4 separate regions of the Homo sapiens genome follow, and all the other regions are linked to region 4. The links are chromatin loops, found by intact Hi-C in ENCODE. Cell type or tissue: endothelial cell of umbilical vein. All regions are shown on one strand. Region 1 overlaps HMMR (hyaluronan mediated motility receptor). Region 2 has its middle 59 kb from the start of MAT2B. Region 3 has its middle 250 kb from the start of LINC03000. Region 4 overlaps LINC03000 (long intergenic non-protein coding RNA 3000).

Evidence for each region. Hi-C counts contacts between places; a loop is a spot of excess contacts. Peaks named below come from ENCODE experiments on the same cell type or tissue, not always from the same donor. Only the 100,000 strongest peaks of a DNase experiment are listed, where the experiment ranks them.
Region 1: a loop joins it to region 4, with 4 times the contacts of the local background. A loop is called at or near these places in 2 of 110 quality-filtered maps.
Region 2: a loop joins it to region 4, with 10 times the contacts of the local background. A loop is called at or near these places in 80 of 110 quality-filtered maps.
Region 3: a loop joins it to region 4, with 11 times the contacts of the local background. A loop is called at or near these places in 11 of 110 quality-filtered maps.

Annotation. Positions count from the first base shown.
Region 1 is chr5:163,477,402-163,479,901 of GRCh38, reverse strand. It overlaps HMMR (hyaluronan mediated motility receptor), which reads right to left. Exons shown (of 18, transcript NM_001142556.2): 12 at 1,102-1,218. Among named protein-coding and RNA genes, the nearest start is that of HMMR-AS1, 15 kb to the left of the region's middle. In endothelial cell of umbilical vein, no CTCF peak of the experiment used is centred here; a DNase peak (open chromatin) is centred at 941; H3K27ac peaks cover 1,167 bases.
Region 2 is chr5:163,563,098-163,565,597 of GRCh38, reverse strand. No RefSeq gene overlaps it. Among named protein-coding and RNA genes, the nearest start is that of MAT2B, 59 kb to the right of the region's middle. In endothelial cell of umbilical vein, a CTCF peak has its summit at 1,103; DNase peaks (open chromatin) are centred at 1,087 and 1,727; H3K27ac peaks cover 863 bases.
Region 3 is chr5:164,047,539-164,050,038 of GRCh38, reverse strand. No RefSeq gene overlaps it. Among named protein-coding and RNA genes, the nearest start is that of LINC03000, 250 kb to the left of the region's middle. In endothelial cell of umbilical vein, no CTCF peak of the experiment used is centred here; a DNase peak (open chromatin) is centred at 1,298.
Region 4 is chr5:164,502,952-164,505,451 of GRCh38, reverse strand. The region is part of intron 2 of LINC03000 (long intergenic non-protein coding RNA 3000); the gene reads right to left. All of the region lies in intron 2 of LOC102546299 (a long non-coding RNA gene), which reads right to left. Among named protein-coding and RNA genes, the nearest start is that of LINC02143, 37 kb to the right of the region's middle. In endothelial cell of umbilical vein, a CTCF peak has its summit at 1,100 (motif pointing right); a DNase peak (open chromatin) is centred at 1,111.

The sequences.
Region 1 (2,500 bases), 1.0 Mb after region 4:
AAAATAAACTTTTTATTTAAGGAGAAAATAAGTAGAAGGCATGGGAGGTGAGGAAGTGGATATAGAGACAATCTTCTCTGTCAAGAGAAGAAAAAGGAGGAGAAGGAAAAGGACTGAAAAGGAGTAGAATTTGGGGTTAAGAAGGGAATGACTGGTGGTGTGAGACAGCTACAAAAGGAAGTTAGGGTCAGAGAAGTATTTAAAACAACTTATGTATTTTATTTATTTTTCGTTTGTTTTTGAGACAGTCTTGCTCTGTCACCCAGGCTGGAGCGCAGTGGTGTGATCTTAGCTCAGTGCAGCCTGGAACTCCTGGGCTCAGGTGATCCTCCTGCCCTCAGCCTCCCAAGTAGCATGTGCCACAATGCCTGGCTAATTCTTAATATTTTTTTTTGTAGAAACAAGGTCTTACTCTATTGCCCAGGCTGGTCTCAAACTCCTGACCTCAAGCAATCCTCCTGCCTTGGTCTCCCAAAGCACTGGGATTACTGGTATGAGCCACAGTGGCCAGCTAATTAATATATTTTACAGACAGATGTACATTAACATGTTTTAATATTGATTGGAAAAATTCCAGTAAAAAGGTTTCAAATTATGAGAAAACAAAATGATAGAATGAGGTCACTGAAGATTAAAAGACTAGGACATTTCATCTGTAATAGGTGGGAAGATAGGATGAGTATAAATGTGGGTCTCTTTATAGGTTTAGCAAGAGATAAAAACTTCTGAATTCTTTATGAAAATGATAACATCAAGAGAGTAGGGCAGAAGCACCAAATGCTTCTAAGTACATGACTTGATCCTCCCACCTCAGCTTATGCAGTGGCTAGGACTACAGGCATATGCTGCCGCACCTGGCTCAGCACATAAAAGTTGAAGTGGATGGTGAGAAAGGGGAATTTCTATAAATTATAAAGGGGAATTATATAAATACAATAAGATTACCAGATAATGCTAAATGCCCACTTACGGTTGGTGATTATGGAATTTAAACTAGTATGAATCATCCTTTGTGTGACTGCTTTGCTCACATATTTCCTGGGGTAAACACCCCTTTCTGCACACATCATATTTAAGAGTGCAGGCTCCCAAGAAAAATACCTTTCAAATTGAGCAGTAACATCTTCAAGGCTTTGCACCATACTGTCATACTTTTCCTGCAAAAGCAGGGTGGCCTGGGTATGAGCAGCACTACTTTTCTCCAGTTCAGCCTCCTTCCTAAGAAAAAGAAATAATTGAAAGATAAAATGCCACCTACAATTACTACCCTAAGAAAGAAAATAGTATTTACCTTTGAAACTGTGAATCATATAGCTCATATCTTCACCACTGCATTACCTGCTAAATAGCTCAGATCCTAATTTATGACTTACCTCGAAAGCATGTTTTTTATGCATTTTTCTACTAGCTTCAACTTATCTTTCCTGCTTATTTTACTTTAAAAATTTGGGTGAAGAAGGTAGTAGGATATAAAAGACTATAAAACCAAATCTTAAGATACTAGCCAGGACTAAAGACTGCAAAAGATTACCAGTCAAAAAACATCTGGATTGAATAAAGTTTCATTCTCTCCATTTAGACACTTGAGAAATACCATGAACAATTAAAGCCACTTCATTTTAAACTACAGAGTTACAAGACTTTGTGGATTTATTCTGATTATATGAATAACCCACATAATACTCTATTACTGAAAGACTTAATAACTTCTTTAATGGATTATTTTGCATAGACAGAATGGGTTTTAAGTCATTTTTATATACATATGCTATTAAATCTCAGGGATATTTTGGAAATAATATATTTCCAAAGTGGTGATAAAATTTTTAGATATGCATATGAGCTTATGAGAGATCTTTTAAAGAATATACAGAACTAAAAATTGTAAATAAGCATTGTGTACTTATAGACTAAGTTGGACACTGAGATAAGAAAAATAGCTGATCAAATTCATTCTGTAACAAGTGCCGGATTTCAAAAATATACACACCACAGCAAGAGCAATCAAATATGACTAAAGAGTTTATAATAAAAATATTTTCTTCCCTGTCCCCTAGAGGAATTATTTTCAATTCTTAGTTTGTTTTTCTCTTAAGCTTGAAATTTCCAGGCTAGAAGGGATCTTAGAGACCATCTAATAAAACTCTTTTATATCTAATGAAGTAGAAGATCAAAGAAACTAAGATTGTTTTGCTCAGAATCAACCAGCTAGCTAACAGAATTAGTAATAAAAATCCTTATCTCTTGACCATTGGACCACAGTTTTTTGAGTTGGAATAAAAAATTATCTCAATTTTCTTTCCTCTCTTAAAATGACATTATCTTATTTTCCCAAGATTCCTGTTCCCTGAGATTGGCTGTAGTATAGAACAACACCCCTAATTACAATTTTGTATTGTTCCCCCAAAAGCAGGGATATGAAAAACCTTGCTGTTCATTTGCATCACTAATCATAAGAAAACAGAAAAGATTAATAACAAAAGTATCCACTGAGACAGAT
Region 2 (2,500 bases), 940 kb after region 4:
AGCAGGGAGGTCTAGATTTAGGATCATTTTTTTTTCTTGAGACATGTGGCTCTCCTACTATACCTTTCTATTTTTTTTTTTCCTTTGAGACGGGCATGGGTATTAAATTCTCATTTTCCTTTTTATTACAACGAAAAGAGTACAAACGTGGTTAAAAAGGGCACCTCCCTTAGTGTCAGGAAAACAAAAGGGAAGATCTGTGTGTGCAGTGACTGCATAAAGCCACAAAGGTGGCTCTGCCGATTGTCACCAGGGGCTGTTCAGGCTAGAAATACCATGCTGTCCGATGTTTCAAGAAAAGCAAGAAACCTAGATCTTTAATGAGAAGTCTTTGCATTTAAGCGTTGAAAACTAATTTTTTTTAAAATGGACAGGCCAATATAACATGGCAAACCAAATATTCCCATAGAAAAGATGCTAGTACTGCCTACTTTTGGGTGAAACCTCTGCATTATTCTGCCTTAGGAAGAGTGAGCTGGTTAGTTCTGAGTGAAGACCTCCAGAACCCAGAGAGACTGGGGGACATTAGGAACCCAGCAGGACCAAGCCCATCCGTGAAAGGAACACTTCAGAGTTTCTGTGACCGCGGAGTAAGTAAGGTCACACAAGGTATCCTCAGAGAAAGCTGGCTGTAGTCTCCCTACTTAATGGGCGTGGAGAAACATTAATCACAAAGATAATCCAATAGGAACAACAGGATGAGAATCATATCGAAAGGGTATTGGAGGGTTTGGGGGGGAAAGACGGGTTTATGTATTATCTCTGTGACATTTTCAATGAAATGCAAAATCAACAGAGCATCTTCTGCCAGGGTCACTGTGGTAATGAATGCTGACCTCAACTTGTTAGCACACCAATCCCTCAAAACAGCAAAAAAGAGAAAAAATCAACTGCCTTTGCTACCTTTATCAGCATAAACAAAGAGATAAAAATACGGTATAAAATTTTAACTGTCTTTCCCCATTCTACCTGCAAATGCGAAATTCCCCTGTGCTTCAATAAAGGAAAAATACATCCAATGAAGTCTAACAAATGTGCCATCTGTTCAGAAAGCAGCAGGCGAGCATCTTTTACACGTGACACCATTGCCCTCGTGTGGTCTAAAAGAATAGTGCAGCTGTTTCCCAAGGAGGCTTGAAAGGTTATGACTAAAAACTGTAGTTTTCATAAATATAAAACATTTACAACATTGAACAATATGTGAAAAAAACTTACACTTTAAAGAACACAAAAACTGGGCTTATTGTGTTGACTGTAAACATAAATTAAAAACAATAAAATAAAAATAAAGAGAATAAAGAACACAAATACCGCTTACAATAAAACCTCTGTTCAAATCAGATTCCGGTCTCTGGGTTTCATTCCACACTGAATTACCTTATAGCAAGGAGAAGAAATCAAGTGGGAAAAAATGTCATTAAAATAGCTGAATAGCAAGGAGGTGCAATTCTCTGACCTAATGATGACATTGGACACTTCCCTGCCACAGGGGTCCATACCTGGCTTTTCATCTCACTGCCTTCCTGCGGGGTTGCTGCAAGGGAGACTGGCGGGGGAAGACCTGTTGCTTTTCACATTCATTTGTAGGCTCCACACCATCAGTTGTTACCTCTGCACCATTCAAGTCCAAGATAACCCCAGAGGTCATTTCTGGGTAGTCATCCTCTCACAGGGTAGGAGGAATTCAACACTTGGACACAGAGTAGAAAGGAAAACTTCCCCAGGATGGTGAACCAGACAGAATGGAAACAACGGTACACCTAAAACTACATAAATCATACCTTTATTTCCTTTTCCCATTTCCTGACTATAGGGTGACTCAACCAATAAACAATGATTTTCAGTGGAGTATATACAGATGTAAAACAAGGTGCCAGGCACACTCAAGATAGAAACCCTTCTGATCCAACTTATCTGTAAAATGGAAATGATGCCATCTATTTAATCCTTACCATCACCCTAGGGAGGATTGAGGTGCAATAGGACTCTTTTTTTCCCTTGGGAGTTAAAGTCTCTCCAAGATTGAACAAAGCCTGTAGGTTTTTAACGTAACATTCTAGTTTGAATTTAGGTGCAAGTGCTAGATTTAAATTTCATGCATGTGATTGTTTAAGTGATAATCTGAAAACACAGTGGGTAACTTGAGCTCATATAACCCAGCACTTGAAAGCCTAGTTGTTCCCAGTTAAGTGTCAAAACCAGGCCAGTTGGTAACAAAATAAAAGACCCTTAAGCTTTTATTTTGGGAGCCTGACATAGCTGCCAGGTCTACACAGCTGCAATCAGTGTTAGAAAATGCTGTCTGACTGGCTGGTACTAACCAGCTGGACCCAGAGCATCTGAGGGCTGCAGACTGCTGTGACAAGGCCCAGCCCCAACTCCCAGCACTGTGCCAGCCCTTGCCACAAAATCAACGGGCACTCCCTACTACTCAACCTGTAGGCAGAGGGCAAAATTGCTGGTCCACTTTTCTGTGTAAGGATTCACATTATAGGTCAAT
Region 3 (2,500 bases), 460 kb after region 4:
AGAAGATGAACACTGCACTGGATCAGTAATTTTTAAAGTGTGACGTGGTCCCTGGACCTCCAGCAACAGCATAAATTACATACTTGTAAAAAACACAATTCTTGGATCATGCCCGACATATACTGAATCAGAAACCCCCTAGGAGGTGGGGCCTATCAGTCTGTATTTTCAAGAGCCCTCAACGTGTTTTTGATATAATGTTAGAAGACCACTGCCTTAGACCAACCTTATGATTAGGATAATATATGCCACCCTAAACTATACATGCAGAGCATAATAGGGTAGTTGATTATAGCGGACTTTCCCTTTGAGACTAAGCATGGTTTCAGAATCCTTCTCAACATAGAGATCCAGGAAACCACTGACAATCAGAGTTATAACCTTAGTTGAAATCTACCTTTGATTTCTTTATGATCATTTCATAGAGGATTCATGTTGCTTCTTATTACACAGAAAATTGATTAAGACACAGGATTCAACAACGGGAAAGAAGGATTGAGCATGAAGACAAGAACTTTCTGATGTTCTTGAGGAAGGAAAGAACAAAAGGAATAATGTGAAGGAAAGTATCTCTAAATGCAGGGAACATTGGAGACAACAGTGGAGAGAAACTACATAAAGAGGAAATATAACAGGTCATTATAGGCAGAACGGACTAGAGTTGAGAATGCACAGAGTTTTTAGCTATCATACATTTTAAAGCCAATCAAATTAATTTATACTTGCACATAGTATTGAGTCCTGTAACTCAGAGCCTAATGCTTGAATTTGATATAGAGTATAATAATGGCAGGAATTTTCCTAACTGATCAGTCTCATTCAATGAGAAACAAGAGGTAAATAAATATTTTCAAATTGATTAAACGTACAGCAGTATTTCCAAATAGGCTAAATTTTAAGAATGTAAGATAATTTTGAGAATTTCTGAGTTTCAAAAGATACTATAATGGGCTTAGTACAATTAATGCCTAAGCCTTTCAGATTCATTTATTTTATTTTTATTAAGAAGTCATTTTATTTTACAAATGAAATTACCTCTGAGCTACTAATGCTTCCCTTCTTTGAAAGGAACAGGAAATATTATAGGAATATCCACAGTTTTTATTTATCCAAACCATTAGAGGTTTGAAGCCTCAAAAGGTCCAGAATCATGTATAAATAGGAATAACCAGAGTGTTTGAAATGTATTTATAATGGCCCCATTTAATAATATCTCTCATACTTTCCATTATTTTACAATATTTTGAAAGCCTAAATAGTCTTATTTGAATGTATGTTTCCATGCTGAAATTTGTGTAACTTTGCTGTCACCAACAGGCTACTGTGTGAATTAAATGTTTTCATCTCACTATGTTTTCATTGTATCTAACAGTTAAAAATCGAGGAATATGCTACACTGTTATTTTTCTTAAACTTGAGATGTTCTGTAGAGCACAATTAAGCATTAACATATTACATCTGGGGAGGTGATTATTATTTTTTCATTTGCCTGAAGAGGCTAGTGTGGACATATATCAGCCAAAGAGCCATTTTTATTTTTTTCTCTAGCAGCAGATTTATTTCTCCATTAAATGTAGAAAGATCATCAATATCCACTACATAGCTTCAATTAACTGAACATTTTGTCAACCACTGCTATTCTCCAGCTGCCGGATATACCATATGAGAGAATAGAGAACCTGTCCTGATTTCTCATCTTCCTTCTCAATTTAACAAAAGAAAATAGAATGACAAGAGGATATTAAAACTAAGCCTGCCTTTTAGTTGACATCTGCACTTCTAGAGACAATTTGTGAAAAGTTACATAAAGCAAGGACCAGTGTAAAGACAGGAGCACAAAGGTATTGAAGATGTGTCTCTTCCCCTACCTCATTCCATTTCAACTACATTGGTTCTTGTGCTTCCCAGAAAATCTCAGCATCGAGACAAAAAAAATCATTCAGGCAGTATTTTTCTTCTGCCAAGAGAGAAATACCCAAGCAAGGTATTGGGTCAAGTATCAAATAACACAAATTGTTCATTAATGTTATTTCGTATTATGACACACACAAAAATTAGCCAGGTGTGGTGTATATTTAGTAGAGATGGAGTTTCACCATGTTGGCCAGGCTGGTCTTGAACTCCTGACCTCAAGTAATCCTCCTGCCTTGGCCTCCCAAAGTGCTGGGATTACAGGTGTGAGCCACCACACCCAGTATGATGTTACATTCAAGTGTAGCCCATATGTACAGATTGATTTAGACTATCTGAAAGAGCTATTCTTTTTTCTTATGCTGATACTCATTTAGTCAAGTATCTACAATGTGCTTAGTAAAGTACTAGATGATTGCGATGCAAATCTCCACTTTAAGTACTGTCTAGTTGGGGTTACATGACAACCCAAACCAATACGTATATTACAGTGTGACAAGAGTAATAATGGATGCTTGCATGCACACATGTGTGTGTGAATATGGAACAGAAGAATGAGAACCTAAGGCACTAGGTATTGAATATGGAA
Region 4 (2,500 bases):
GGTCTGCAGTGTTCATTCATGCATTAATTCTCTCAGCCACACAAGATCCATAAAATGCTTTCTGTACTGATGCTGAAAGAGCTGGAGAACAATTTACAATGTTTGTCTTCAAGTAGCTTCTAGTCCAGTGGTGAGGCATACATGGAAGTTGATGATTACAAATACCAGATGGCAGGTCCACTTGGTCTTCTTAAAATTGGTCCCTTAGCCTGCCATCTATCCCAGACAAGGGGTACATACATGTTCCTTATCTTGCATATATGCATAATTTTAACTTAGGAAAAATGCCTTCAGGATCTAGAGCCTACCAGATCAGGATTCTGCAGTCACCCATAACTTATACTCCAGGCATCTTCCAAAATGTATGTCAAGCCATACCTTAAATATATAAATTAAATACATATAAAAATTAAATACGTTTATAAATTATACATATATATGTGTGTGTGTGTATATATATATATATATATATGTTACTTTGGCCAAGGTGATGGAATGTTGGCTCAGAGCAAGAAAACTACACACACAAAATGGAGGGAATGGCTGTATACAGGCTTTCCCTAAACAGTCATAAAAATACTTTATAAAAATGAAAATATAGCCAGTGGTGAGTGGCCTCCTTTATACTGATAGAGTATTAATTTGGAAAGAGAAAGCATTTGCAGATGCTTTGATGCTGCTCTGTCGTTGCTTTATAAAGTTCTTAGCAACATTTTTGGCTGTTATGTACGTTTCTTTTGTTTCCAGTTTGTTTAAACTACTGTATGTGTGTGCAGGGAGGTATGTATGAGGGGTCCATGCAAGTAGAAACTCCATTTCCGAGGCTCCAAGCTGCTCTAGCAGAGCAGTTGAAATGATCTTAAATAAAAGTAGAATCATTCCAACACTGCCTGTGAAAGATGATATTAACATGAGGATCATAAAAAATCGATTTCCAAATTGCCATTGGGTTGCTAAATAGCACAGGGAGGTGAGATGAAGAATTAAGAAGCAAACGGAAACTTAGATATCAGAAACAGCTCAGAGGAGGGCCGAATGGAAGGGAAAGGCATAAAATGATTTTGCCAAAGGCAGCTGACAATATGCATCAGAACAGCAGGGGGAGCTATGGTATTGCAGTTGTCAAATCTCAGTTTTAATAAAGAGAAGTTTCAGATTTATGGTTCTAGCAAAGAGGACATGTTAGTGATTCTTACTTTTGTAATAAACAACCTAGCTACAGACACTGGGTTGAGCTTTAATGATCTGTATCTTCTATTGAGGCCAGGAGCGTGATCAGCACTTCCTGGGCTTTGAACAGAAGTGGTCTGTTTTACACACCGATGTGAATGAATTTACCCTCGGGTTGGTGTTTTTCTTTCTAAATGTATAGGTTTGAGTTTTGAAAGAAATCATTCTTGCCTTTGGTTAATTAAGAGGAGAAACTTGCTTTGTGGGAGAAAATGTGCAAAGTGTCAAGTAGGAAGCTAAGGAAAGTTTTCTAAATATCAGAGGTGGTTTATTTAATTGTTGATACAAGCATTTTTTTAAACAGTTTCAGTTGGCAAAGATGTAACTGACAAGTGGCAGAGTAGGTGAATGTGTACACATCAACTCTTCCATAATAACGTGTCCTCCTACCTCCCATAAGCAACTAATTTCTTAGCTGTTTAGGCTGCCTCCTGAAAATAACTATGTGGTTTTTTTTTTTGTTTTTGAGATGGAGTCTTGCTCTGTTGCCCAGGCTGGAGTGCCCAATCTCGGCTCACTGCAACTTCCACCTCCCGGGTTCAAGTGATTCCCCTGTATCAGCCTCCCGAGTAGCTGGGATTACAGGCGCCTGCCACTATACCCAGCTAATTGTTGTATTTTTAGTAGAGACAGGGTTTCATCACATTGGCCAGGCTGGTCTTGAATTCCTGACCTCAAGTGATCCACCGGCCTTGGCCAACCAAAGTTCTGGGATTACAGGCATGAGCCACAGCACCTGGTCAACTATGTATTTTATTCCTATTTAGGTTCTTACTTAAAATAGATGACTAGGTGTAGGCACAGTGAACTGAACTTATATCTCCTAGATCCATCATTATTTAAAATTACTTGGACACCAAGAAACCTGCCCATCTTCTTTTAAAGCTACTAAGACATTATTCATGAGTGGACTCCCAGTATCCTTTGGAAATGGTAGCAGGGGTGACAGCCCACAGGACAATTGTATCTAAAAGGCATCTGTCAAGCAAACTCCCTCTAAACTGAAATGATTTATTATAATTCAGGACACTGTATTAGTTTGCGAGGGCTGCCGTAACCCATTACTAACAAACTGAGTGGCTTGAAATAACAGACATTTATTTTCTCGTAGTTTGTGGGTTAGAGGTCCAAAACCAAGTTGTAGTCAGCAGAACCATGTTCTGCCAAACGCTCTAGGGAGGAATCCTTCCTTGCTACTCTCTAGCTTGTATTGGTAGCTGGTGATCCTTGTCATTCATTGGCTTTTAGGTGCACTGCTCCAATCTCTGAC